Linked DNA regions of Mus musculus: regions 2 and 3 are each linked to region 1. The links are chromatin loops, found by intact Hi-C in ENCODE. Cell type or tissue: left cerebral cortex. All regions are shown on one strand. Links, peaks and the distances in the headings refer to the core of each region. The heading gives the core; the rest is flanking DNA. Region 1 holds the start of Zc3h12b (zinc finger CCCH-type containing 12B). Region 2 overlaps Las1l (LAS1-like (S. cerevisiae)). Region 3 holds the start of Zc4h2 (zinc finger, C4H2 domain containing).

Evidence for each region. Peaks named below come from ENCODE experiments on the same cell type or tissue, not always from the same donor. Only the 100,000 strongest peaks of a DNase experiment are listed, where the experiment ranks them.
Region 2: a loop joins it to region 1, with 2.6 times the contacts of the local background. A loop is called at or near these places in 2 of 42 quality-filtered maps.
Region 3: a loop joins it to region 1, with 2.4 times the contacts of the local background. A loop is called at or near these places in 2 of 42 quality-filtered maps.

Annotation. Positions count from the first base shown.
Region 1 is chrX:95,707,052-95,717,762 of GRCm38, forward strand. It overlaps Zc3h12b (zinc finger CCCH-type containing 12B), which reads left to right and starts at 4,627. Exons shown (of 9, transcript NM_001034907.3): 1 at 4,627-5,095. In left cerebral cortex, for the core only: CTCF peaks have their summits at 4,774 and 4,981; DNase peaks (open chromatin) are centred at 4,622, 4,944 and 5,337; H3K4me3 peaks cover 2,268 bases; H3K27ac peaks cover 892 bases.
Region 2 is chrX:95,947,530-95,955,529 of GRCm38, forward strand. It overlaps Las1l (LAS1-like (S. cerevisiae)), which reads right to left. Exons shown (of 13, transcript NM_152822.3): 3 at 7,613-7,682; 4 at 5,693-5,774; 5 at 4,379-4,660; 6 at 3,781-3,827; 7 at 2,808-2,917; 8 at 241-326. Among named protein-coding and RNA genes, the nearest start is that of Las1l, 5.4 kb to the right of the region's middle. In left cerebral cortex, for the core only: a CTCF peak has its summit at 3,453; a DNase peak (open chromatin) is centred at 3,452.
Region 3 is chrX:95,654,976-95,665,686 of GRCm38, forward strand. Zc4h2 (zinc finger, C4H2 domain containing) reads right to left here and starts at 3,534. Exons shown (of 5, transcript NM_001003916.2): 1 at 3,277-3,534. The coding sequence starts at 3,329. In left cerebral cortex, for the core only: a CTCF peak has its summit at 4,572 (motif pointing left); DNase peaks (open chromatin) are centred at 3,502, 3,956 and 4,503; H3K4me3 peaks cover 1,797 bases; H3K27ac peaks cover 1,349 bases.

The sequences.
Region 1 (10,711 bases), core at 1,242-9,241:
GGATACCATTCAACTATTAAAAACAAGGACATCATGAATTTTGTATACAAAACTAGAAAATATCATCCTGAGTGAGCTAGTCACTGATAAGTGCATATTAGCCAAAATGTTCAGAATTCCCATCATACAACTCACAGACCATAGGAAGCTTAACAAGAAGGAGGGCTCAAGTGTGGATACTTCAAACCCACTTAGAAGGAGGAACAAAATAATCATGAGAGACAGAAGGAGGGAGGGATCTGGGTGGGAGGGGGAAAGGGAAGGAGAGGGGGGCAAGATTAGATATTGGGGGAAGACAGGAAAGAAGTCCAGAGGACCAAGAGAATGAATGTAAATGCAGTTGCCTGGGGTTGGGGATGGGGGAACCTCTAGAAAGTTCTAGAGACCTGGGATGTGAGAAGCTCTTGGGATTCAATGGGGATGACATTAGCTGAATTGCCCAACAGTGGGGAGATGGAACCTGAAGAGGCCAATTCCTGTAGATAAACATGGCCCCCAGTTGAGGGGGGGGGCCAACTGAGACAGATGCAGATTTTTTTGGCATAAGAGTTTAATAGCTTTATTACTGTGTGGCAACTTACAATGCTTATTCACTGGCATTCACGCTTTTGAATATTTCTTTAGTATTCTCAGTTGTGAATGTCATAAAAATATTAGTTTGTTTAAGTAGATAAGAGACTATATATATATATATATATATATGTTTTTATTAGATATTTTCTTTATTTACATTTCAAATGTTATCCCCTTTCTTAGTTTCCCCTCTGAGAGTTCCCTATCCTCTCCCCCCTCCCCCTCCTCCCCAACCCACCCACTCCTGCTTCCTGGCCCAGGCATTCTCTTATACTGGGACATAGAACCTTCACAGGACCAAAGGCCTCTCCTCCCATTGATGACCGGCTAGGCCAACCTCTGCTACATATGCAGCCACGAATCTCTCCATATGTTTTCTTTGCTTGGTGGTTTTGGTCCCAGGGAGCTCTGGGGTTACTGGGTAATTCATATTATTGTTCCTCCTAAGAGGCTGCAAGCTCCTTCAGCTTCTTGTGTAGTTTCTCTAGCTCCTTCATTGGGGACCCTGTGCTCTGTCTAATGGATGCCTGTGAGCATCCACTTCTGTATTAGTCAGGCAGATTCTTATAGCCAAGCAGTGGATTGAGGTTGGGGATCCCCATGACTGAAGGAGCTGAGGATTGCAACCCCACAGGAAGAACAACAGTGTCAACTAACTGGGACCCCTCAGAGCTCCCAGAGACTGAGCAACCAACAAAGGAGCATACATGGGCTGGTCTGAGGTCCCTGGCATATGTGTAGCAAAGGACTGCCTTATTTGGCCTCATTGGGAGAGGATGCACTGCTTTATCCTCTGAAAACCTGATGCTCCAGGGAAGAGAGATGTTGGTGGGGTGAGGTAGGGATGGGTGGACATGTTGGGGAACACCCTCTCAGAGGAAGGGTGGGGGTGGGGTGAAGAACTAAGGGAGGGAGGACTAGGAAGGGGGAGACATTTAGAAAGTAAATAAATAATTCAATTAAAAAATAAGGGAAAAAGAATTCCTGCGAGTTTCATTGTTTTTTAAAGCTAAAGAATTAAATTTGGTAGTGAGTTTGAAAGGAAGCTAATAAAGTCACACATTTACAGTGAAGAATGGTTAAGGTTTAGAATGACAGCTAAGGACATTTTCTTGGGCAGAGACTTCCGTGACACTGGAAAAGGAAACTAAATATTTGGGGACATAAATTTGGGTCCAAAGGTCAGAGTGAGTTTCCTCAGAAGAGCTGGAATAAAAACAATCAACAGATGTGATGAACTATTACAAACACAGGGCTCAAATGGTTGGAATTCCAGGAACTACCCCAGTTTTGGAGACCCTTCACCTCACCTATCAAAATGAAATCATGTACACAATGAGATTGACCCTGAATATCTGGTAAGATTTGCCTTTGATATCTTATCATTCTGGTCTTCTTGAAAAGCTCTGTTGAGGAACTCTAACAAGAATCCTCATAGTCTTGGTGTTTGATCTTAGTCATTTTCCAGTCACTCACCTCTGTCTTGCTTCTTGGTCATATAGCCTCAGTTGCTCACGTCAGAATTGAGCCCATATCTCTGCCCTACTGCAATCCTCTACTGCAGTAGTCTTTCTTGAATAATTTCTCTTTTGTTGTTGCATTTTACCGTTTTTAAATGAGTAGCAGGATTTTTTCTTTAAAACTATAATTATCCCTCAGATAGAGAATTTTTCCCAAAATCTTTAATATGGCACACAGACATTGCACAATCTGTTTCAAATCTAGCTTGTCTGTACTCAACTCTATTACACAATTATTCTGTTCTGATCATAATATAGACAGAATATATTTAAGTCAAAACCTCTATGGCGGTTTGAGTGAGAATGTTCCTGTATGTTTGTGTATGGTGATGCTGTTTATGGAAATTTAGGAGGTGTAATCTTTATGGAGGAAGTATGTCACTGGAGGCGAGCATTGAAAAATTAAAAGACTCTATGGCACTTACACTTTCTCTGCTTCATGACTGTGGTTCAACATGTGACCTCTCAGACTGCTCCGCTAGCAGCCACACCTGCAGTTTGCTGTCATGCTTCCCTACCACCATAGATTCTAAACCCCAGGAACTGAATGCCCAAAATAAACTCCTCCCCCATAAATTTGTTTTGGTTATGTTATGGTGTTTTATCACACCATTAGAAAACTAATTAAAACACTCTCCTGCTTTTCACAGTCCACATCCTTTAGTTTCACTTTCACATACCTTTTAGTTTGCATGGAATTATGTCTTTTGACAATCTTCTATTCATCTGTTAACATGTAGAGCAGTGTTACCTCTAGCATAAATGTATATGTTTATGAGGAATTTCTTCTTAGTCACTTTGTACATCTACTGTGTCAACACAGGGTTTGTATATGAAGAAGGGTCATTGATTTGCAATTGTAAAGGTGAATAAAAAAGAAAGATGACTATTACTGCTTAGCTTTGTAGAGTACCTCATTAATGGACATAATGACCCTTTATATTTTCTCTAACATTGAAATTATTGATAAATGACTGCAGGTATTACAAATTCCCCATCTCTGGCATATTTACTCTTGTAAATGTGTATCTTCAAAGTTACTTTAGAACCTCATATTAAGCTGCAACCATCAGGAGTATGTGTGGTGTGACTCTGGAGATGTTTTACTATTCTTTTAGAATAAGTCAATTAGTTAAGCAAACATCTACCTCAAATCCCATCTTAAATTTCATCTTAAATTTGCAGTGACTTGAAGGCCAACCATCTGCATGTACTTTTTTGTGTTTATTCAATAAGAAAGTCTTCTTTCTTTACAAATGTGTATAGACACTTCTGTTTGTTGATAGGACTTACTTCTTTATCAATACAATAGATGCAGCTAGAGCATGTGACCAAAGGAAGGCAATTTAGTGTTTAGACACCACTGAAAATACAGTTTTTAAAATATTTACTGGCTCTCTGGTTGCCATAAAGTTTCATTTTAAATTTATAGTCCATTTGAAAATTATATCTTATTAACATTTTTAGGGCTTTGCAAAGGTTTTACATGGCATAGGCTTTTAAATAGTATCTAAAATGTATATTTCATTAGATTATCATTCAGTAGGGTATATTCTGTAAATATGCACATACTATTTATACATTGTATTATGTTCAGAATTAATTACATGTTTTTGTCTTATAATTACACATTACAGAAAAGTTAAGGCTGATTTTCAGAAGATCAATAGCCAGCAGAAAATGACACAAAATGTTTTATGTATAACCATTGTTTAAATGTCAGTTTTTAGTACTAGTCTTTTAACATTAATGAGTAGTTTTGGAAAGATCACTGGATGTTCATTAGTTCCTGGGCTCACACAGATTTCTTTTCCAGATGAAAATAGAAAATGTATGTAGGCATTTTATACACTTCAATCTGAGAATGTGTAAAACCTATCTACAGTTGGGTGACTAAGGTCTGGAATTAGAATGAAACCAGACTACTCTCGGAGGACTTTATTAAGCTAGAATGTTCAACTAGAGAGCAGGCACTTTGTCTTGTATTGTACAGAGTGATGAGCCATTGCAAATAGCTCCTTTTTTATTGAATGCTTACTCTGTGTCACAGTAGGTTATGTATGTTAAGTGCTTCACGTACTTTTTCTCTTCATCCTTATAAGTATTCAGAGTACTGTGTTTCTCATTTACAGTTGAAGAAACAGATTTAGAGAGGTTAGAAAAAGAACAGAAATACAAATTTGGCAGCAATTCCATTCTCCTGACCAGAGGCAAGTGAGAGTTGGGAGTTTTATAAAGATCACTCTGGTAAAGTACAAGAAAAGCCTGCAGGAAAACCATCCATAGTTCACATGCCTATCCAAGGATCTCATCCTAAGTCTCCAGGCCTCTCCATTTCAGAACATCTTGGACCTCTCCTCACGATTCTTTTACCCTGACGTTAGGGCCTGCCTAGGAAGTGGGGTTTTGTTCACTTTTTCTAGGTCGCAAACCAAACTCGTCCGAGATCAGACCGCGGCTCCAGTGGTCCCTGGCGGGGGTGGGGCGCATGCGCGCGGTTGCTAAGAAACGGCGATCCAGGCGCCGCGGTGGTAACTGCGCCGGGGCTGTGTGTGTAGGCAGCAGCGCCAGAGGAAGAGGAGCACGAGGATGCAGCTGCGACCGCGGCCCCAAGAGGGAGCAGCCACTGTTCTGTGGTCGCGGGGCCAAAGCAATTGGAATTAAGCCTGGGGGGTCCTGTTGCTGAGAGGACCGGGGCAGACGGTCCTGCCAGAAGCGCAGGCCTAGTATTCCGGGAGAGTTCGGTCTGCTGGGCGAAGGCCTGCCGCCTTTGCTTCCTCCTGGCCCTCCAAGTCGATGGTGGTGAAGTTGGTGGCCGCCAGGGGCACAAGCGCCAGGCTGGTTCTCTTGCACCCGGCGCTTATCTGGCCCTGCTTGAACAGCTGCGACGCCGCCTCCTCTCTTCCGCGGATCCCACCCTCAGCGGCGGGGGAGGGGGAAAGTTTTCCCCTCCGCAGGGGCTGCATGGTGCGAGGCGACAACAAGACCTTAGGAGAGTAGGGGTGAGTAGTGGCACCGCAGTCTCCTGGTGCTCAAGCTGTTTTCTGGTCTTAGGGTCTCTGGGGCCCCAGCAGGCCAATGAAGCTCTGCACTCTCATTCAGAAGCTTCTGACACCCTTCCTGCATCTGCTCGCGGGTAATTTCTTCCAGTTAGTTTTCCTTTTGAAAGCCGTCACTTTGTGATCTCAATCCTGGCTTCCAGAAACATAGTGTCAGTGATTAAGGCCTGGGGTTGCTTCTTAGATGCTGATGATTCTAAGTACAGTCGTGCACCTTCTTAGTCTCTGGTCTGGAAACAGATTCTTCTAGTGCCCTGTTCACATTTTACTCCTTGTTCTAACTGTGGCTCTGACTCTTGATCACGGGAGACAGCCTGACCTGACCTGAGGCTTGTCAAGAGCCCATCCTCCGCATTGCTGATGCTTCATGACGAAAGAATTGACCAGATAGCTTGAGTGGTACCTTACTTTGCAGTATTGTTTATACTCATGTGCAGTAGGCAAGCCATATGCCTAGCCCCTGATTCTTAGCATGTAAAGCTAGGCAGATATTAGTTATGTTAAATAATAGTGATAATAAGACAAAACTAGTGACATGTCCTATTTGACAACCAAAGTACCACCAAACTTGAGAAGTGGACAAAGTAAAATATTGACAATAGGGGAAACATTTTACAAAGTATTCTTCATCAAAAATGACTCACGTCTTCATTTAAAAATGTGTTGGTGAAACTTAGATACTCTTAATAAAAATAAAGATAGTTGTGACTTATTTGTTCTTCTTAAATTAGAGTATAAGGTATAGTTGAAAATAGTCAACTTCTCTCAAAAACATTTGGCCCAAGACACCCAAAGTGAGACTTTGGATACCATGATTAGATAAGGTTCTAAAGTTGCAAGGCGTTTTTCACAATTATTTTGAGGTGTGAGACTGTTACTTTAAAAGCAGATGTGAAAATTTACAGTTCCCAGTTGACCCTTTTCAAACGTGAACTCAATTTGAATTGATGTATAATTTTAATTGCAAGGTACTCCTGTGGGCTGACAACAAAAGATGGGTTCTTTTATTTCACTCTCTTCCATCCTGACAGTTTTAAGCCATTTCAGGTCTCTTATCTAAAAAGAAGTGGAGAAAAAGAAGCACATTGGTGGAAAAGCTAAATTTAGTTTTCGGTTACCTCTTTTAAGCTAGAGAACTTTAAAAAGTATATAGATGCTGTGTGTGATTAGGTAACTTTGGCTAGTGAATCTGTTAACACTTCCAGTTTCTTGATAGTTTTAGGGAAAATGTCTTATATGGATTGCTTTTGTGTTTGAGATGTTCCTGTGTTTAAAGTATAATACTAGGGGAAAAAATAGTTTTCTACCTCGATGTGAGTTATCTGCTATGCATTGGCAGACAGGCATGCTTCAGGAGCCTAGATTTCAAACTTAGAGGTCGTTTCTGTTTGCAAAAGGTCTTGATGAATTTTACTCCTAATTATTTGAAATACTATTACATCTAAAGGAAAAGAATTTGACAATAATGAATATGGTCAAGTAAGTACCACATAGCCTAGCATTCCCACAAACTGTCATAAACATATGGGAAAATGATATTTTGTTTTGCAAGTGCTGTTAAGGACTTGATCATTAAATTCTGGAATAAAGTTTGTTTTTGCTGGGTTTTATTTATTTTATTTTCAGAGATTTTTAATAAGTTTTCATTTTTTAGATTTTCACTCAGTGAACATCACTGTGGTAGGCAAGGAGAAGAGTAGATTAGACACAGGTTCCAGGGTCTGTTGGTGTTGCTTGAAGCAGAATATCTAGAAGCATGAGACACTGGATCTGGTTGCTGGTAACCAGTAATAGAAAAAATTTAAAAAGCCAACTGAAACAGTTCGAGGACTTCAATTGGGAGAGAAGCATACAGATAGGCTATATTAATCAAAACATAGAAAAGTACAGAAGAAGAGCTAAGGAAAAAAAAAATAAGAGTACAGGAAAATTACTGAAGTCTAGGGATTTCCTGAGAAGGCTTCATAGAAAAGTGACACTTTTTCTTCAAATTGTAGGCTTTGTTGGAAGGAGGAAACATTTATCATAAATTTATTAGATTAACTAAAGGAGAAAAGGATTATTTATAGCAGTTAACTTTCTTGACATGAGCAAACTTTTCTATGCTATATTTTAATTTAATAACAAATTAAATACTAATTACTTTATAATATACATGTTATACAAGTTAGTTTTAAAATAATCATCCTATTTTGGCACACATAAGAATGTTTTCTAAAAAGATACAAATAATTAAGTTCCCATACTTTATAAATGTACATATTTCACTGAATAGTAAATCACAGCTATAGTCAAAGTGTTTTATATAAAACTGGTACAATAAACACGACCTTGTATTATTAATATTCCCCAAAGGTTATTTCCAGATACATTCTATGAGCAAAATGAATTTTGATTGATTAGTTATATAACTTGGTTTATTATATACTACTGTGTACAATAAAGGGAAGGGCTGCATTATTATAGTCTTGAAATTAATACTGGTCAAAGTTCTAATATATTAATGTGTATGTTAATATTTAGCAAGTAACATATGTTTAAACTTCAATCAGAAATCTTTGTAAAACTTATTTTAGTGCATTTCTAATTTTTTTGCTACATTAAAAATTGGTTAACATGTTAACAGTCTCTAGGTTTTGGTCAGCTATTGTAAATTAATATTTTCATGCAGAAAAATAACAAACCACATAGCAATTACAAGATATCACTGATTTACTCTTAATTTCTTTTGCAAATTTTATTGCATTTGTAAAAATGCAATATGAATTCAGCAAAACTGTATTTTCATTATTAAAATACTATTTATTTTATTTTCTGTCTTTTATTTGTCAGACCACCACCATTACTACATCCTATCATAATAGACCACACATACTTGAAACCAAGGGTAAAGTTCCATCTTTAAATATTAAACAGCCATTTTAGACAACACATATTTTGTGATGGAACCTGAACATCATTTATCAAATGTGGTAGGGAAAGTTGTCATTTTGTATTATAAAACAGATAGGCCAGATAGCAATTGCTATAGAAATGAAGTAAAATGGATTATTTCAAGCTTTTAAAACCATTTTCTTAAGGAGACCTTCTACAATGGCAGACCTTGTTTATCTTCCTGGTCAGTCATCTGGAAGCAATTCCTCACAAAATTGGTTAACTTGCTTTCTACTTTGGAAAGAGAACCACCTTTTCCTATACATGCTTGCAGTCTTGCTTTAATGTTTATTGTAGAACTAAGTCCCTTTGATAGTTTAGGAAGAATTTTCTCCTCCTCCTCCTCCCCCCTCTTTCTACCTCCTTCTCCTTCTTATCATGGTGTTGATAGTTTTAAGTCTTTTCCATGCTGGTTTTAATTTTCTGCATTTTTAGTTGTTGTATCTTTTGGGGAAGGTGTTTCAAGACAGAGTCTGCAACCCTGACTGTCCTGGAACTCACTCTGTAGACCATGTTGGCCTGGAACTTAGATCCTCATGCTTCTGCCTCTCAGATGCTGGGCTTAAAGGCTTGCACCTCCAATGGCAGGCTAGTTGGAGAATCTTGTAGAGATTTCTTCTCTGGAACTTTGCCTCTTTGTAGTAGTTTGGTTTTGTCAACTTGGCACAATCTAGAGTAGTTTTTAAAGAGGGAACCTCAATTGAAAAAATGTCCCCACCAGATGAGCTTGTGGAGAGGTCTGTGGTGTATTTTCCTGATTGAAGATTGATATGGGAGGGCCCAGCCCATTGTGGGTGGTACCATCCCTATACTGGTAGTTCTGAGTGCTATGAGAAAGCAGGCTGAACGAGAATGGGAAGCAAGCCAGTAGGCAGCATTCCTTCATGACCTCTCTGCATCAGTTCCTGACTCCAAGTTCTGCCTATGTACCTTCCCCAACTTTGCTTCATGATAGACTACAAGCTATTAGATGAAAGATAACCTTCCTTCAAAACTTGTGTTTGGTCATTGTATTTTGTCACAGTACTAGAAATTCTAAGACACCCCGTCTCATCATTGTTGTTTCATTTATCAACAACTTTCTTTTTCCCCCCTGTGGAATCTTCCTGCCACTGCCAGGGGCCCAGGTCACTTTCCAGTTGTACTTAAGAATTGTCCATACTCTTCATCTTCTGACTCTGCATCCTCTTCTACAGCGGCTATGTGTTGTGCACAGACCCTGACCCATTCTTCAACCTGAAGAGCAAGGTAGTGCAATTTCAAAGTCCCTAAGGGAAACTGTCAGTTTTAAAGACATTTTCAAAGTTGCCAGTGTTACTTTAATGTGACTGGCTTCATAATATACAGTTCTACATTCTCTAGCAATGCTGGACAGTTGCAATAATCTGTAGCTGTCAGCCATCTATGTGATCATGAGAGAAAAAAAACCAGTACTCTCCATTGTACTGTGTTGCTACATTGTAATGTTTTAGTAGGTTATATGCATTCAGTTCAGTTGTTATTCATGAGTTTTTAACTTTTGATTGAGTTACTGAGATGTAACCACATCACAAGTTGAGTATCATCTGTATCATATTTTAAAAAAGTTGTATGTCCCCCAACATAAACTCACATTTTAGAATTACAAAAAATGTGCACATTTACTCCAAGAAGCAAAATACACAAACTTCAAATTTGTGAGGCCTCTGTACTTTTCATCTGTTATCTTTTGCTGCCCACAGAAGTCTTACTTGATAAATATGTTACTGACAAACAATAATTCATTGTTTCTAGGCTCAGCATATAATTGCTGTTTCACAAATTATCATTTCATTGTTATTGATGGTTGGGGTTTGGGTGGAGTGTTTCCAGTTCCTTGGTCTCTTGTTCAAAGACTTGAAATACACTGATTGCAAAGTAGCAGGGGATCTATTCAAAGCAAAGGCACGAGTGACAGCAGGCCACTTGAGTGAGTGAAAGGATACTCAAAAGTTCTGTGGAGGGATCCATCCCATAATCAGCTCCCAAACGCTGACACCATTGCATACACTAGCAAGATTTTGCTGAAAGGACCCAGATATAGCTGTCTCTTGTGAGACTATGCCAGGGCCTGGCACACACAGAAGTGGATGCTCACAGTCAGCTATTGGATGGGTCACACGGCCCCCAATGGAGGAGCTAGAGAAATTACCCAACGAGCTAAAGGGAACTGCAACCCTATAGGTGGAACAACAATATGAACTAACCAGTACCCTGGAGCTCTTGTCTCTAGCTGCATATGTATCAAAAGATGGCCTAGTTGTCCATCACTGCAAAGAGAGGCCCATTGGACTTGCAAACTGTATATGCCCCAGTACAGGGTAACCCCAGAGCCAAAACGGGGGAGTGGGTGGGTAGTGGATTGTGGGGGTGGGTATGGCGGACTTTTGGGATAGCATTGAAAATGTAAACGAGGAAAATACCTAATAAAAATAAAATTAAATAAAAAAAAGTTCTGCGGATGGTTTGACGGTTCCTTTTATATGCAGATTTAAAATGATCCTATTCTAAAGTATGATCTTTATTATGTCAGGACTGGACATTTTCTACTTGAGCATATCTCTAACATTTTGTGATAGGAGCTTATTGAAATCATGACTTTTATCC
Region 2 (8,000 bases), core at 1-8,000, 240 kb after region 1:
ATCATATTTGACAAGGCACAACAACAGTGTTAAGAAACCCCACCTACCCATTCCAACCCACCTTAACAGATTCAACGCCACCTAGAAAAGTCCCAGGACACATCAGCAGGATTACCTATTCTGTTCAGCCAAAAGGGCTGACATTTCAGCCCCACCCCACCCCACACTCCAGCCTACTTCTGGAGTTCGCACATAAGAAACACAGAACCCTAGGGTTTCAGTGAACACCCAGGACCCTACCTTCATACTCTATCTGCAAAGCTGCCAACTGCTCAAACGTAGGAATGAGGAAACCATCATCTAGAAAAGCATCCAGCACAGCATCCCTAAGGCAAATAAACAGTTAGTTTAGAGAGGCATGGTTGCACATGCCTATAGTCTAGTCCCAGCTACTCAGGACACTCAGAGACTGAGGCGAGAGCATTATTAAATTCAGAACCACCCTGGGTAATATAGAAAAATGAGTCTTTAAAAAAAAAAAGGTGACCTTTCCAAATAGGCTGGACTGCCTCACTGGTTGTTTAAAGTTGAAATGACTTAAGGGTCTGGAATATGGCAGTACCTCAGTGGTACAAGACTTAACATATTGTGCATAAGGGCCAGAGTCTAATTCCCAGTACCAAGAAGGAAAACGAAAAGGCACACTAGAATGAAACCGACAAAAAGACACCTATTCCTGCAACACTTCAAGAACAGCTAATAGCTCTGGTTCAAATGGCCAAAGTGCCAGTGGTAGAGAGTAATCAGAAGACAAAGCTATTAGGCTTCAGGTTCCTGGGACAGGGACTGAGTCAGAGTCTGGAGTCAGTAGGCTTTAAACACTCATGTATGAAGCATGTGGTGATCTAAGTCCCAGAAATGAGAGCAGAGGTGACTAAACAGCTCAAATCACAGCATAAAAGTCCTAGACTGACAGAAGAAATGAAACGCCTGAGATGGCCAAGTGCTTTTAGACCTCAGTTCCTGCACTGTTTTTGTTTCTCCTGTCCGTTTCTCTAGCCTTCACACTGGTTACCTCCTTCTTTTCGATCCTAGAGGTCAAACTACTAGGTATGCAACTGCTTGTCTGGAGATGACTCAGGCTTCCTCACAGATAACCCAAATCAAAGTCAGAGGGGTCGGAAACATCAGCAACAGGGGAGACTTCTCAACTTCAGCTAGCTCAAACCTAAAGCAGCAAGAGCGAAGTCTCCAGCTCCTGGCTTGCTAAGAGCCTCTCCTAGCTGACTAGGTCTAGCAGGAGTCAAGCTTTCAAGATGTCCCAGTATCTAGCGGGATGACAACACAGTTGGTCAGCTCCTTCTATCTATCCAGCAGAGCAAGATGAGAAAACAACTGTCCTTACACTCATCCCTCATCTCCTCAGATAAAACTCCTAAAACGTAAAGTAACCTACCAGCTGCCTGCTCAGCAAGCAAAGGCAGTTACTACGCACAGAAGTAATTTTTCCCAGCTGCTGGGGAAGCTGTCCCTCCAACTTTTGCTGAAGGGTATAGCTAACAAGTCTAGCATGGGTAAACTCTAATGAAATGTCTTTGGAGCTAAGCATCGTGGAGTATAGATATTTAATCCAAGCACTGCGGAGGCAGAAGCAGGTAAATTGATATTTGAGTTCCAAGACAGCCTAGTCTACAACAGCCACAGCTACACAGGGAAAACCTGTCTCAAAAACAAAACAAACAAACAAACAAAAAAACCCAGCACCATTACCTTTGAGACTAGTCTTCTGGGAATAAAGACAAGAAAACAAGAGGAGTCCCAGCTTACATGGCAAGCTTTCATCCAAACTCACTTATATCAGATCTAGTATAGATTCTTTGCAACTCTGTATCTTAGATTTCTTTTAACTTTCCTTTACTGTAGGGCCAGCATTGCCTCCATAGTTTTTTCTTTTATCTTCTTTTTGGCACTGTGAGTCAAAATAAGGCCTTGTGCGTACTAGGCCACTGCTCTACCACTGACCATTCCACCCCCAAGCCTTCTTCCACAGCTTATTGGCAGCAAGTTCTCCAAAGACCTTTCAAACTGAACTTAGGCAGAATACACAAAAGCAGCAAGTCTTGCCTACTCTGCTTGAACTGAACACTGTGGGCAGGGCAACACACAGCCATAATGAGAGGAGGGAACCTAGCCTAGCTTCCAGCAGCCATGCCCCAAGAAGACCTGTCCTCTATCTGCCTGGCCAGGATTACCCAAAAGATGCTGACATCTTCCAAAAGCTGTTTGAAAAAAACAGACCAGGTGGGGAAGTGTTATATATCAAAAAGCATTTTTCTATTTGTCAAGTCTGTCACATTCCATGTGACAGAGGGAAAAAGTTGCCAGGGACTGCATGACTACAGGCATTTATAGCTGGTTATTCAGTAACTCTCAATAGGCAACCTGGTAGCTGGCAGGGTTGGAGGCAGATCATACAGAAGACATAATCACCGCTTAGGGGAGGAGGATTAACTCTAGGATTTCCTACAAGAGAAATCAGTTAGCTACAACATGACAACGGCTCTCTTTCTGCTACTAGGAATTGAACTCAGGGCAATGTACATGCTAGGCAAGCATGATCCCAGCCAGTTTTCTTTTTCCCCCTCAACTATTATTTTTGAGACAGGATCTCACTAAGCTGCCCAGACTGGCTTTGAACTCATTCTGTAGCCCAGGCTGTAAATTTGCAATCTGTCTACTCAACCTTTAAAGTAGCTAAGATTACAGATCTACATCACCAACTATGTCTTGTCTTGACACCCAATTTCAATGAGGCTATTACCCTCTACTGTAGAGAATAGGCAACCCTGAGTTACCAAGTTACAAACCTGTTCTCCCATGAAATGCTCTTGAGTTCTTCTAGGATACATTGTACACGTGGGGAAAGATTATTCCACACTTTAATAGCCTGAAGCAAATGCCTGTGTTTCTCCAGCACCTGACAGCAAAAAGAGTCCAATCAGAAGTCTGACTCTGCCAAGGACCCTACCCCAAACCCCTCAAGGATCCCTTCTCATAGGACCTCAGCACTGTCCTTAAGGGAACAGGACAAAGCATGCATGGTGAGCCCACAACTCCTTTATAAGCCCAACAAGTAAAAAGAACTAGATTGTCTCCTTCTCCCGCTCTCCCCACTCCAAATCCTCTGTGGCTCCCAAACATCAGAAGTTCTGATGCTCAGGTGCCAATTGGAAACATTTGGTTTGAGATGAGCAGAGATCTTTGGGCCAAAGGGTTAAGGAGAAAATAGGAGAAATGAGTTGCAGGAGCAAGGAGAATTGTTGAGACCCAGGTTCCCATCCTAGTTCTGCCATAAACTATGTATATAACCCTGAATCTGTCCCTTTCGTCATCCAAGGTTTCAATCTGTCAGTGCAAAAGGGAGAAAAGAACCTAAATAGTTTCCAAGGCTTTCTACAAAACGTACATCTTAAGTCTCATCTGATTAGGGACTCTTACACCCCACCTGCTGGTCATCTTGAGAATCACAGGGCTATACAGCTATACCCCATTCCCAGTTCTCTACATCCGAGCAAATGAAGTCCATGAACTTCATTATCTGCTTGCTCTCTTCCATCAGTTCACAGGATCATCTGACTAGACTCTGCTGGTCTCCTTCCTAGGTCCCACCCTCTCCAAGAAGTACCTTTATGCTTTGCCACTTTTCTTCCAAATTCTCTGAGAACTTCCCTCATGTTTTGCCACTTTCAAACTCTTTCTCAAGACGTCTCTTTCAGGCAGCTGGCAAGAGGGAAGAAATGGCTAGGACAGGTGACAGCATATCGCACCAAGGATACTAACCTTAAACTGTTCCTCTTCATAGGATACCAGCAATTCTCGCGCTTTCTCTGAAACCAGAATGAAAAACAATGAAGGAAGCCTAGCCTCTCATTCTCTCTGGGCATCTGAGCTTCCTGTACCTTGAGCTATAAGCTGACAACTAGAATTGCTTCAACAATTGAACAACAATCAGATTCCTTCCCTATTTACTTCATATAACTCAAAAAAGATGGTGAGGCAAATACAATATCCATTCACCATGGAAACTCTCCCCGTAAGATAGTTTGTGACAGTGATTTTTTTTTTAAAGATTTATTTATTATTATATGTAAGTACACTGTAGCTGTCTTCAGACACACCAGAAGAGGGCATCAGATCTCATTACAGATGGTTGTGAGCCACCATGTGGTTGCTGGGATTTGAACTCTGGACCTTCGGAAGAGCAGTCGGGTGCTCTTACCCACTGAGCCATCTCACCAGCCCCTTTTTTTTCTTTTTTTTAATGCTGGAACTCCACCACAGCATACAGAAAATAAATTATCAAGGACAAAAGGCAGTACTGACCTCAAGCTTCCGTGCTCGCGGCACATGCGCCCCTCTTTGCCCCACAAATACCTACCATACAACTCCTTGTGTCTTGAAGATGGTTCTGGATGAGAAGCCACCTCCTCATTGCCTTTAGTATTTGCATCATCCTCGACAGCCAACTCTTCATCTTTGTCATCATCCTGAGGCTCTGGTATCTCTTCAAGTACATCATCGGCAATAATTTCACGTTCCTCTTCTTCAGGATCTTCTGCATCTAGCTGGTCCTCATCCAACTCCCAGGTTTCTTTCAGGCTGCCTTCCAGTTGACGGCTCCAGTATGTCTTCTGGAGCCAGTTGAGGACAAAGTAGCAACCTAGAAGAGGCAGGGGTGGATTCAAGAGATATGCCATAGGACCAATTATGGACAAGTAATTAACAGGTCCCCAGTTCTCTTAGCCTCTATTCTCATACTGTATGCATAAAGGAAAAGTCTAAGGAAGAGACGTGGCTCTAAGGCTCAAATCTCATATATTTGCATATATCCTCTCTTGTATTCTCCTGCTCACTGGTATCTTTCCTGGGGGTTGAGGGAGTGCGGATATAATCCTGGCTTGAGACATGGGTGTCAAATAAAGCAAGGGGTGGTAAATGGGAGAACTGAAACCTAGGTATACCAGCCACTTACACAGCCTTAACCAAGTCTTTCCCTTTTCTAGATCTCAGTTTCCTGATTACAAGGGAAGAGCCTAAATCAGGGATTTTTAATCGAGATGAAATGAGCATAAAAAGAATGCCTGAGTTCATGACACTCTGGTTCATACCTCTCAACTCACCCCTTCAGACTACTATACTACCTACAGAGGCAGACTGAAGAGGAAAGCAATACCCTATAATTAAAACAGCAAAGAGGACCATAACAGAGGCTACAGAGACAGCTCAGCAGCAAAGAGCATTTGCTGGACCTGCAGAGAACTCAGGGTTAGATCCCAATGCCCAGAGCAGGTGGCTCACATCTGCGGGTAACCCTAGCTTCAGGTGACCCAGCAACCTCTCCGGGCCTTCAGCATCCATATACAAATAGCAAACACACACTCACGTACATCAATAAAAATAACTCTGAGGTTTAAAAACGAACCAGAATAGTACACTGCCAAGCCATATTAAACAAGGTAATACTAATCCTGATTTCATTTTTTCATACTTTCCACATGGACTTTTTTCACTATGAAAAGGCTACACATTATGATCAGTAAGCTTGTGAAAGCCAAGCCTTATACTGTAACCAAAAACAGTCTATACTATATTTCACCTGGTGCTGACACCAAGTATAATCCTCCTCTTTGTTCCTCTTCCCCAAATGCCACCCAGCCCGGGCCCATGAGCTTAACACACCCACAGCACTCACCTCTGCGGCACTCATTTATATGGGGCATTTTCTTGTGGGTCAAGTTGTGGCGAAGTTCAACAATCCAGTCTGGAATGTTCACCTAATTAGACATGAGAAAATAATAAAGCTTGCAGAAACCCAGGAATTAATCACCCTGGCTATCCATCCCAGTGAAGTTTCCAGTCTTAGATTACAATCCAAGGTTCCTGATTATATTTTACTGCTCACTGGAAGAAGTCTTAACATGAGAAAAGGCAATTACCCCCCACCCCCCAGCCATTCTCCTCTAAGAGCTGTCTGTGATGGGCATTACGAATAAGCTTCTCAGTCTCCCTCTGCCTTTTCCTTCTTCCTAGGTACCTTTATTCTTCCTTGCCTCTCAAAAGAGCTCCAGCAAGTTTTTCTTCAGGCTTGAGAACACATCTGCCATCAAACCCATATACAACTAACATACTTACTGAAGCCAGAGATAGCTGGCTTTTTTATTTTATTTATTTATTTATTTATTTATTTATTTTGCTGCTTGGGTGAGCTGTTTCTTTCCTCAGATTACTTACTGAAGCCAGAGATAGCTGGCTTTTTTATTTTATTTATTTATTTATTTATTTATTTTGCTGCTTGGGTGAGCTGTTTCTTTCCTCAGATTGCCGGCTCCCTGAGGGCAGGCATTCGACTGTTACTCTTTTGTGTCCCTAGCCAGTGGCATAGTCAGGCTCCTCACTTTCACTGGGCCACTGCAAACTAGCAGAGCCAGCCAAGCCCACGGAAATGCAAGTAAGGAGAAATAAGGGAGCAATCCTCTTTAAAACCGGACATTCAACCGTCCAGTCAAAACCTTTCCGGTATGGACTCCACTCCAACAGCACAAGAAATAATCCTGAGACTCGACAAATGGATTGCATGACATTCTTTAAGTTTCTGCACATCAAAGAAAATAACAGAGCAAAGAGATAGCACAGCTTAGAAAATTCGAGAAAAATATCTGCCAAGTGTATATCATACAGATCATTAGTAATAAAGAATCCAAAAAAATTAAACAATAAAACATCACCTAATCAATAAATGTACTAATATATAGTTCCCAAAGAAACATGCATGGTCAATAAATATTTGAAATAGTGCTTAACAGCCTTAGTCATTAAGGAAATACCAATTAGCGGGGCGTGGTGGCACACACCTTTAATTCCAGCACTTGGGAGGCAGAGGCAGGTGGATTTCTGAGTTTGAGGCCAGCCTGGTCTACAGAGTGAGTTCCAGGACAGCTGGGGCTACACAGAGAAACCCTGACTTGAAAAAAACAAACAAACAAAAAACAAAAAAACAAAAAAGGAAATACCAATTAAACTTTTTCAAGATTTGATCTCAGCCCAGTCAAGATTGGTATTATTAAAAAAAAATAAGCAACAGTAAATGCTGGTATGGTATATTCAGGTATTGAAGATCAGTATGTGAAGCAAACAAAATAAGCCAGGCTCAGACTCAGAAAGACAAGTGTTTCAAAATTTTTCTCACATGCAGAATCTAGATGTAAATTTGTATATGTGTGTATATATGTTTAGGGCAAAGAATAGAGAAAGAGGAGTGTGGGCAAGGGAGGAAGGGGGCTAACGAAAGGGACAAGGAGAGCAAGGAAAGCTAATGGAGTGTGACATGCACACAACAGGAAGGGTTATTTGAAAGAGGGTGGATAGGAGTGGAAAGCAGAGAAGGGCAAATAAAAAACAACTATAGCAGTAATATATGTACACGTGCCCTCGTGGAACATACTATTTCATGAGTTAACAACCACCAAAAACTTGAAAGCTAAGGGCCTAAAGCTTCTACTGGCTTATCTGGTAGTGATGAGCTAAACTGGTTGATTTGCATACCTTACCCCATGACCTACTTAGGAAGCCCTCCTAGAAAAAGAGAATGAGCAATGCAACCTTTCGCACATACCTCCTGAGCCAGGTATTTGAGGGGAAGGTTAGAACATTTTGTCTTCCTCTCTGAGATAAGATTCACAAACCTGGGTTGGGAGAGACATAAGTGGCATAGTCCAAAAAACTGTTTTACTCAAAATTCCTTATGAAGTACCTTTCTACTGACTTCCCCATTCTTATGCTTGGTGTCAGCCAGAGCAGGGATAGTCCCTACCCACCCCAACATTTACTAAGGGAAACAACACAGACAAATAAGACACTTCTGGTCTTGGCAAATTTGGTCTAGAATAATCATGACATATGTAGAACACAATATGCTGTAGATGTCAGAATAAATGACTACATGAAATAATATGGGGAACACAGATAAGTGACAGAAACAGAGGACAAAGGGAGAGACATCC
Region 3 (10,711 bases), core at 1,358-9,357, 52 kb before region 1:
GAGATTATGTTATAATTATGTTAGAAAGTTTCCTATAAGAGGTCTGATGGGGAAGAAGAGGGCCAGAGAATAGGGAACAAGCGAGTGTAAGAGCAGTCCATATGACCAAAGTACATTATATACATATGTGCAATGTCACTAGAAGTTTTTTATACATTAATATGTGATAATAAAAAAGAAAATATAAAAACACAAATTTTCTTTGATCACCAAACATTGTTAAGAAAATTCAGAAGAAAAAGTAGTCATTTCTATCATGTTTTTGCTTGGTACTTCTGTGCTTCCTGGTGTTGCAAAGTTGTTTATTTCTCTACTTGAAATATTTTTGTCACCCTTCTGCACTACCCCTGCTGATAATTCCATCACTTGAGAATGTCTTCTATCTTGAAATACAATATATTACTGCACATAGGATTCTACTCTGGAAGCTCTTTTCCTTCAGCACTTGAACATGCTGTACTCTCTACTAAGTCCTTGGTATTTTTTCTGTTAAGGAAATTGCCTTTCTATTTTTCCCCCATATATATAATTAGGGGATTGCTACTTCTCAGCTGCTTTCCTTAAAAGAATTTTTTTCTTGTTCCTACTTTTCCTGAAGTCTGATTATAATGTGTGTTGGAGTAGATTTAGTTGACTCTTATTACTGTTTGATTAGCTTCTTGAATCTGGAAGTTGTTTTTCTTCAGTAAGGAACAATATTAGTCCTCATTTTCCCAACTATTTATTTCTCCGGTCCTGTTTCTCCTGTCCAAGGACAATTTTTAAACTTAGTAATAACCTCACCGTGATTTCTCTTGCTTTAGGATTAAGCTGCCTCATTTTTTTTTTCCGTCTTCTCTGTCTTACAGTTGAACCTATCTGTTGAGTTTTTAAGGTTGTTTTAAAGATGCCCTTTAGCATCTTCTTTTGTTTTTATTGCTGTTGGTACTTGTCTATTTCCTGTGGTTTGTAATTTTCTTTAACTTAAGGAAGAATGTATTTGGATTTATGGTTTCAGAAGGAAAGTCCATAATGGCAGGAGAGAGATGGCAGCAGGCAGCAAGGACAGGAAGGTAAGAAGCAACCTCAAACAGGAAGCAGAGAGAATTGGTAATGCCCAGTCCTCGAACCTGCTACTCCAGCAAAGCCCTTCCTCCAGCAGTGTTATACTATCACTCCAAATAGCACCATTAACTGGAAACCAAGAATCAAATACCCAAGCCTATTGGGAACTTCCTCATTGAAACCAACACACTGTAATACCTGGCTCTTTGATTGGTGACAAGAAAAATACAAATTGTCATTTACTCCAACTCCAAAAGTCTCTGTAGTCCTTAACGTTTCCAACACTGTTTAAAAGTCCGAAGTTTCTCTGCATTGTGGTTTTTGTATGTTTAAATGCTCCCAGGGTGTTGCAGTTGTTTACAGAGGCACTTACATGATGTATATTTTAAAACTCGTGTTATATTATTCTGAATCTGTGATTTATCAATATTGATATCTATGTAGTTTTTCATTCACGAAGAGTTATTGGTACAGCGTGAAATTTTTCAATAAAAGTTGGATATTCTGGATCTTACTTAAATCTTTTGTCTTAGTAGGCCTTGTGATACTCTCAGCAGAAATCTAGCTTTTACACTGGATCTTTCTTAACAACCAAGTGTTATTGGAGTGGAAATTCATGTTATTGGAGTGGAACTTCAGCCTTCTCTCTAAATCTCTCCTTCTACTATCTAACCTGGTTGAGAAAAGAAGTCATGGCTCCTGACTTGTTCTCCACTGAAAAGGGTCTATTTTCACTGGGGATTAATGACCTTGATCCCAAATAGTCCACTTCTGGGGATAAGATAAACTTATTTTAAAGTCCATGAAGAGAAGACTGAAGTTAGAGACCCTCTATTCAAAGGTCTAAGCTTTTCATTAGTTTCATCCTTAGCATTCTTCTGCACCAAAGAATCTCATTTCCTATCTCCTGATGTCTTTGTAGAAAAAGACAGCAGCAGACCTTCAGTGGGAAACAGAAGAACAGAGCCTTTGTAGGCAGACTCAATTCCTGTGAAAATGTAGCATTGTTAAGCTTCATGAATATAAGAACTCACTCAAATTCTCCAGACCCCCATTTTTCCACTTATGACAAAGGTCACAGGGAACTTGCAAAAATGGATTGAAATGGGGGAGGGGCTGGCATAACAGGGGCTCAATAAATGATCATTTCCTTACTTTGCAAAAGGAAAAACACACAATCCCTCCAAAAGGAAGAAGAAACCAAGATTCTTCACTACCATCACCATGTGTAGATCCCGCAGAGATACCACAAAGGTTAAATCTATTGTCAATTTTGTCAGGGTTAAATTATATGGCCTAATTTTTAACAAAAGATACACTCTATGTCCTTTTTCTTTCTTTTTCCATATGTCTGAAAAACACTACAGATTCAGGGAGTTAGGCACAGCAGGGGAGGCCAACATAGTCAGCATTTGAATTATTATTGTTTTCTTGGCGGGAATAACACTGCAGTATCAAAAACTTGCTCACTGAGTAACCTATTGGAGGTGTGACAATTCTCAGTTTGCCAAACCTCCAGCTCTTGTTCACATCCTCATAGTTCACAACCTTCTTCCAACCCCAGGATAGGAAAAAAAAAAGTGGTGAAAGAGTTACAGGCAAATAAGAACAGCCCACTCCCCAGCTTCATCAGCATCCTCAGACTACAGCCACAGCAAAGTTGCAAACTGAATGAATTGGCCAGTTAAACTTGGCTTTCAAAAGGCTTTCTCAAGCTCTGGGTCATGAGGCTGACAGAAAAATCATTCTCAACTGTTATAAAGCAAGAAGCAAAAAGCGACTTGTTCTAAACAAAAAGAACACTAAAAAAAAAAATACATTTAGTTGTCCTGGTTTATCCCTCTACCTCTATTCTATCTCAGCTACATCTGGGAAGACATCGCCATCTCCACTTCTTCCCTTCTTCCTGGTACACACAACACACACACACACACACACACACACACACACACACACACACTTCCACCAACTACCTCCTCTAGACTTGATTTCAATTTAGCCAAGCCCCTTCATTCTTCACCTCATCTATTAAGTCTGTGATGAATGGACCCCCTTCCAGCTCCTGATTCCCTTTGCAAGTAGCCCAACAATAGATAGTTTTCACCAAACAACAACAACAAAAACAAAAACAAACCAACAACAAGCAGTACTCCTTGCTCCCAGGGATGCCTGGGAAGGGAGGGGTGATCGAGGAGAGTGGAAGGATGCTGCATTAAGCAGTGACCCGCTTACCTGATCTCTTTAATGCTTTCCAATTTGCACATGATTTCTTGTTCATCTGCCATGCTTTTCACTCTCAATTTCACGTCCAGGGAATTGTTTAAAAAAAAAAATGCACCAGCCAAGGCATACAATAGATACAATACAGCCACCTCCTACTGGTTTGTGGCTTTGAGCCTGTGTGGTAAGGGCTTAGAGAAGGCCTGGGAGCTGTAGTCCACAGTTCCGGGGCCAGCCAGGCAACCCGGGTGCCTCTAGAACTACAACTCCCAGAAGGCCAAGCAAAGCATTCCTGTTCCAGTTCCTGTAGCGGCACTTTAAATCAATATGTCACTGATAATTATGTCAAAGATTATAAGCAAAGGAATGAAGATATTTGCCCTACCAATGTGCGGCAAAATGGAGAAAATTTTCTCGAAAGCAGCTAGGAAGATGAGAAACATACCTTTTATCACAAGACTCGGACTCGGGCCTCACGCCTACCCCCACCCCACCCTGTCAACAAATTAAGAAATCATTTATTACAGAATGCCTTGGGCTGGAGAGAAACTGTAGGTGATTTAGCTTCCTAGATGTCAAATTTTCTAGATGCTACCTAGGGATTTGTAGCTTTGACATTGAAATGTAAATAGACTGGAACTGAAAACCGGGGCGGGGGGAGCGGCGGAGACGGGGCTGAACAAGAAAAAGGGGACTCTTCAAAATCAGGAAACCGAGTTGGAGGAAGGACCTCTTTCCTTCTGGTTCCTCATCCACTGAACTATTAGTGTGCTTGTACTTTGCCAGTCAATGAAAGGTTTACTGAGGGAGGCCCTGAAGAGGCAAAGAAAATAAAAGCAAGTTCGTAGCCTTTGTGAAGGAGAGAGTGAAGTATATTGTAAATAGAGCTGTCACAACGCCGAGATAATCAGTGAAACCTGAACATAGAAGGTGTTAATATGTTTTTAAAACTAAGAGTTTTCCAGAGAAGAGTGAGATTTCATGGAAGCAATGGCCTACATGGAGAATGCAAAGGGCAAGTGGTTCAAAGTGCCTGGAATATAGGGTTCTTGAAGTGGTATATTAGAGAGAGAAGTAGAAGCTGTATCAAGAAAAGATAGATTGTAGACACATTTTAAAAATATTTTAGAATGTTTTCTTTGGCTATTTTATGTGTTATACCGTGTATTTCCATCAAATTCACTCCCAAGTTGCTACTCTCCTATCCCTTCCAGAACTATCTCCCTCCTAAATTCATGCATTCTTCCTTTAAGCCATTTTTTGGTGCTACCCGTGCATGCACCGGTGTAGGGCCATCTACTGGAGCATGGACAGTATTATGGAATCAGCATCCCTGAAAAAAAAAACCAAAACAAAACAAAACTGAAGCTCATTCCCTAGCAGCCAGATTTTGAAATACCATGGAGTGTCAGATTAGAGTTTGGAATTCATCCTATAGGCACATAGTTATTCAGTATGCATTTGTGCTTACTGTATGCCAAATAATGTGCAATTATATTTAGAGTATATATCAATTTTTGGTGCTGGAAATTCTACTCAGAACCTTATACATCCTTAGCATGTACTCCACTACTAAGCTACATCTCTAAATTCTAAAGTAAAATAATTTAAAAGCACAGGAGCAATTAAATTGGGGTGATATGAGAAGATGCCAGTGAAAGCAAAGTTTAGAGTTAAAGAAAATGAAAGCTAGTAAGAGGGTATTAGTTATTCAAAGAAGATAGATTCACGTGGAAGCCAGGCTTCAGAAAGGAGTGTGAGAGGTAAGTTAACAAGACTCACCTCCACATTGTCCCTCTCAGCTGCCTGTTGAGGGCCCCGAATCTTTGAGGTACTTTACTAAACTGCAATTCATAGATTTACTAGAGAGAGGAATTTCAGGAAGCAGAATTAGAGATTTCGTGAAAGATATTGTGGTGGTTTGAATAGGAATGGCCACCATAGGCTCTTGTATTTGAATGCTCAGTCCTTATGGAATGGCATTAAGCTCAAGCCAGGCTCTTTCTGCTTCCTGTGAATCCAGATGTAGAACTCTCAGCTGCTTCTGCAGCCACCATCTGCCTGCGTGCCACCATGCTTTCTGCCATGTGGGTAATGAAACATGAAACTGTAAGTAAGACCCAATTGAACGCTTTCCTTTATAAGAATTGGGATGGTCATGTTTCTTCACAGCAATAGAACATTGACTAAGACAGATATTAAGGAGGAAAGGTCCTCAAGAAGAGACCTAGAGCACACATGAGAATATGAATATGGGATTTTCTAAAGGAAAGTCAAAGAAAATGAGATTTCCCCAAATATACACATAGACTCCTTTAGAGAGTCACGATTATTTGTTTTAGCATTAGCCATAAAAACCATTTTGGTGACTCTCAGATAGCATACCAAAAGGTTAAGAAACCATTTGTTTTCTCAGTTTTCCATAAGTGAGATAAGTGAAGTGGCTACTTCACTTGGGTGGAACTATAGTCTGATAAAGTAATAAGATTCATTGTAGTTTGGCACACAAGGTGTTCAGTACGTATCAGTTAGCTATAAATGGGATTCCTGGGAAAGTTTCAAGTTTGTAGGTGTTAAGGGAGAATGCCTGTAAGCAGATGCTAATTGTGCTGTAATTATCAGTTCTATGTTGGTGATGGACTTCAAGTAGACGCCAGGGTGACTCTTCTAGTGAACAGTGTGAATATAGGTGGGAAGGATAGGCAGGAATCGAGGGAGTGGAAACTTCAGCATATGTTGTATAAAAATAGTTTGAATAAAAAAGGTGGAAAATAAAATCCAAATAGGTTCCTGGATGAACATAAAGTACTTTTCAATATGAGGTAGCATTATTTGGGGGAGAAGTGGTCGTTGTAGATGGACATATATGGAAGTAGTTCAAGAATGAACTTAGAAGAACTGTTTCTATTTTTGCCCAATTTGTTTGACAATTTTGCCATGCTAGGAATGGAACTCAGTATTTCTGTATAATAGACAAGTGCTCTTCCAAAGAAGTACATAGGGGGCCTAGTCTTTAAGGTTTTAATATAAATGTATCCATCCTTTTAAAAATGTTGACATAAACCTGGGAGAGTGGGGCCTAAAAATGAGGTAAAGTCTCATGCAATAGCCAACTTTATTCAGGGCATCGGCGATTTATATTCTGGGGGTTAAGCAAGTCATAAGTAAGGTTCACCGGAGTTTAGGCTGTATACAGTCACAAGACCAACCTGTCCTTGGAAACATTTTTGAATGACAAAAGTAAGATGATGGATAATCTGAAGCAAACCCCACTATTTACTACACCTGGGAGAGGCACGAAAGCATGTTAGAAAACCAAATCATGTTATGGAAAAACAAGAGGTTTTAAGACGTTTATCTTGTTTCCTTGCAGTTATCTCACAGTCTCTGAGAATTCTCCTGGCATGGCTTCATTTATAGACGGTGCTCTAACAATTGGCTTTAAATTTTTTCCTACAATATATTTTAATCACATTCTATCCCCTCTTTCAACTCCTCCAAGATGCTTACCGCCTCAATATCCACCCAAATTCAATGTTCTTTCTTTTTCTTTCAGAAAAAAAAAATCAAAGCAAGCAAAAGTCAAAAAGGAAAAAAGAATACCAAACTAAAGCAAACAAAGGAATCCAGAAAATATGGTAACTTGTTTTGTGTTGGCTGACAACTGTTAAACATGGGATGTGATTGATATACTCTATGTCACACCATTGGAGAAAACTGATTTTTTTCTTTCTCCCTGTAGTTATCAATTGAATATAGCTTCTGAGGAAAGGAATTTCGTGCCTTTGTCCCTTTCTCTGTGCTAGGAAATTTTTCTGACTTGAACTTCTTTAGGTCTTATGCATGTAGTCTCTGTGAGTTTAAATGTACATCAATTCATGTTCTATTTGGAAGATGGTATTTTCTTGCAGTCATCTATCACCTCTGGCTCTTACATTCTTGAAGAGAGGCTCTTGATGAAGACATCTGACTTAGGACTGAGTGCTCCAAAATGTCTCACTTTCTTTACATTATCCAGTTGTAGAGGTCTCTGTGTTAATTCAGTCTACTACAAGAGGAACCTTCTCTAAAAACGACTGAGTGGAGTATTGATGGCCATAGCAATTAAGAGTCAGTTTATTGCTATGTTTCTTTAGCAAAATAATAGCAGTATGTTTTCAAACTAGGGCCCATGAACTATCAAATCTCGGGTTCTTAAACATATTAGCAGTCTCATGTATGGGTTCTAATCCATGGAGTGGTCCTTAAATCCAGTAGAAAAGTGGTTGGTTAATACCATAATATTTATAAAATTATTATATAAGTATACCTTACAGCCATGTTGTTATTATGAGTCACAAGTTTTGCAGCTGGGTAATACTGATCATTATATTTCTTATCTGGTAGTGTGCATAGTATCTTTGAGCACCATGTACACTAGACAGTAGAGAGGAAGCTTCTAGTTGAGCACCACCTTGATTTCTCCAGCTTCAGTGGCATAAATAGTGTCTTCAGATACATGATCTTACTATCAGGTTGTAGAGGTTAACCAATGGCATTGACATTAGCCTGTAATATTAGTGGGTAGTTATATGAGACTACTTTGGCCAATGATTCAACAACATGTAACTCATTCCTAGCACCGCAGGTTATACATGGTAGCATTCTGTTTCCAGTTATGACATTGTCTCCCACATTATATTGTAATGCCATTTAATTTTATTTCATATATGTATACATTTCAGGAAGCTTACACAGTAAGCCATATGTTTTCATATGGCTTTTCAAAAGACTTAGTGATAGTTGTCCCTTCACATAGTCCCTCCTTTAACTTTTCCTCCCATTCCATCCCAACCCACCCCATTTAATCCTCCTAAGCCAATTTCCCCTTCTATATTCTATTCCCCATTATTGAAAGTTCCTCTCCTCCCCACCACAACCCCTTCCAAGCTCCTTACAAGCTACCTAAACAAAGTAGTTACTATAAGTGAAGCACACATGTCTAAAACTTATAAGATAATATCTAATCTAAAACAATCATATAATAACTTCTGGAGGTATCACCACTCCTAATTTTGAGTTTTACTACAGAGCTATAGTAATAAAAGCCACATGATATTAGCATAAAAATAGACTGGTTGATCAATGGAATAGAATCAAAGACCCAGAAGTAAATCTGTGGACACTTAATTTTTCACAAAGTATCCAAAATTATACAATGAAAAAAACAAAGCATTTTAAACAAATTGTGCTGGTCTAACTGAATGTCTGCATGTAGAAGAATGCAAATAGATCCCTGTCACATAAAACTAAATTCCCTTTGTCAGCAGGTATCAGTTAAAATAGTTTCTTACTACATGTGTCTTCTTTTTCTTCGCATTTCTGTGATTTTGTCTGGCTTGAACCTGTGCATGTCTTGTGCAGATTGTCATGGTCTCTGAATTCATATGTATATCAGTCTTGCTGTGTCTTGAATATGCTATTTCCTTATCATACCTGTACTGGCTAGTTTTGTGTCAACTTGACACAGCTGGAGTTATCACAGAGAAAGGAGCTTCAGTTGAGGAAATGCCTCCATGAGATCCAACTGTAAGGCATTTTCTCAATTAGTGATCAAGGGGGGAAGGCCCCTTGTGGGTGGGACCATCTCTGGGCTGGTAGTCTTGGGTTCTATAAGAGAGCAGGCTGGGCAAGCCAGAGGAAGCAAGCCAGTGAAGAACATCCCTCCATGGCCTCTGCATCAGCTCCTGCTTCCTGACCTGTTTGAGTTCCAGTCCTGACTTCTTTGGTGATGAGCAGCAATGTATAAGAGTAAGCTAAATAAACCCTTCCCTCCCCAAGTACTTCTTGGTCATGATGTTTGTGCAGGAATAGAAACCCTGATTAAGACAAATTGGTACCAGCATAGTGGGGTATTCCTGTGACAGCCCGATCATGTTTTGGGGAGGACTGTGGAAGGACTTTGGAACTTTGGGCCAGAAGATTCATTCGGTGTTAAGAGCTCTGTCGAATGTTGTGTAGGAGCTTGGCAGATAATGTTGAGAACAGTGCAGAAGATGGAGGCCTGGCTTGTGAAATTTCAGAGGGAAGATTAAAGACTTTTTTCAGAGCCATTGCTAGTTTGATTGTGAAGTTTCGGTGGTTCTGGTTAGCTGGGGCTGAAGAATCAGCTGTGATTAACAAGATACCAGAACTACTAAAGCAAAAAACTTTGCATTACTGGGACTATTGGTGCTGGTTAGCTGGAGCTAAGAAATTAGCGGTGATTAAGAAGAGACCAGCATCATTGAGGTGACATCTTCTAGGAAGTGTTTTTCTGAAAGCACAGAGGGTGTGTTCCAGAGATAGCCAAGATTGTACCTTGTGCTGTGGCTGGACTTGGTAATGTGTAAGAGTCACCCAGGTGGTACTGGTTTTGAAGGCATGAAGGGGTCACGCAGAGCAGCTGAGGCTCTGCAGTGTGAGAGGCCATGGAAGGCCATTGGTAAAGGTGTAGCCTCAGTTGCAATTGACAGTCCAGGACAGAAGGGGTCATGCATTGTTTTGGAGATGCCAGTACCATGAGATGACCACCAAGAACAGCAACAGCAGTGGAGTACAGGCACCTGGAGCCTAGAAGACAAGATGTGTGCTATAAAGGGCATAGCTGGAGAAGTGACCCAAGCCCTTGGTGGAGCCCAGAAGATCATGAGTTGGATCCCAGACATTGGACCGTTGGAGTTTAATTATTGCTTTTGATTGTGACTGTGCCCTGATATTTTTCCCTCTTGAAGGAAGAAAATATTTTAGTGGATCCCACAGTTAAGAATATGTAAAGACTGTGGGACTTTTAAAGTTATTTAGATCTTGGGGATGAATAAGAATGTAAAGGTTGAGGCTTACTAGTGATGTGGTTGTGTGTCAAGTTGACAAGGGATCAATTGTACTGGCTAGTTTTGTGTCAACTTGACACAGCTGGAGTTATCACAGAAAGAAGCTTCAGTTGAGGAAATGCCTCCATGAGATACAACTGTAAGGCATTTTCTCAATTAGTGATCAAGGGGGAAAGGCCCCTTGTGGGTGGGACCATCTCTGGGCTGGTAGTCTTGGGTTCTATAAGAGAGCAGGCTGAGCAAGCCAGGTTAGGCAAGCCAGTAAAGAACATCCCTCCATGGCCTCTGCATCAGCTCCTGCTTTCTGACCTGCTTGAGTTTCAGTCCTGACATCCTTTGGTGATTAACAGCAATGTGGAAAATGTAAGCTGAATAAACCCTTTCCTCCCCAACTGCCTCTTGGTCATGATATGATGTTTGTGCAGGAATAGAAACCCTGACTAAGACAATACCTTAGAAGTCATTTTGTTGTTATATTCTTTTAGCAGAATAATAGAAATGGGTTTTCCTATCTACTCTCAGGGTCTTCACCACTTTAACAGTATCAGATATGGAACCATTCTCATTACTAGTTGCTGTTATAAGTCACAGACTTT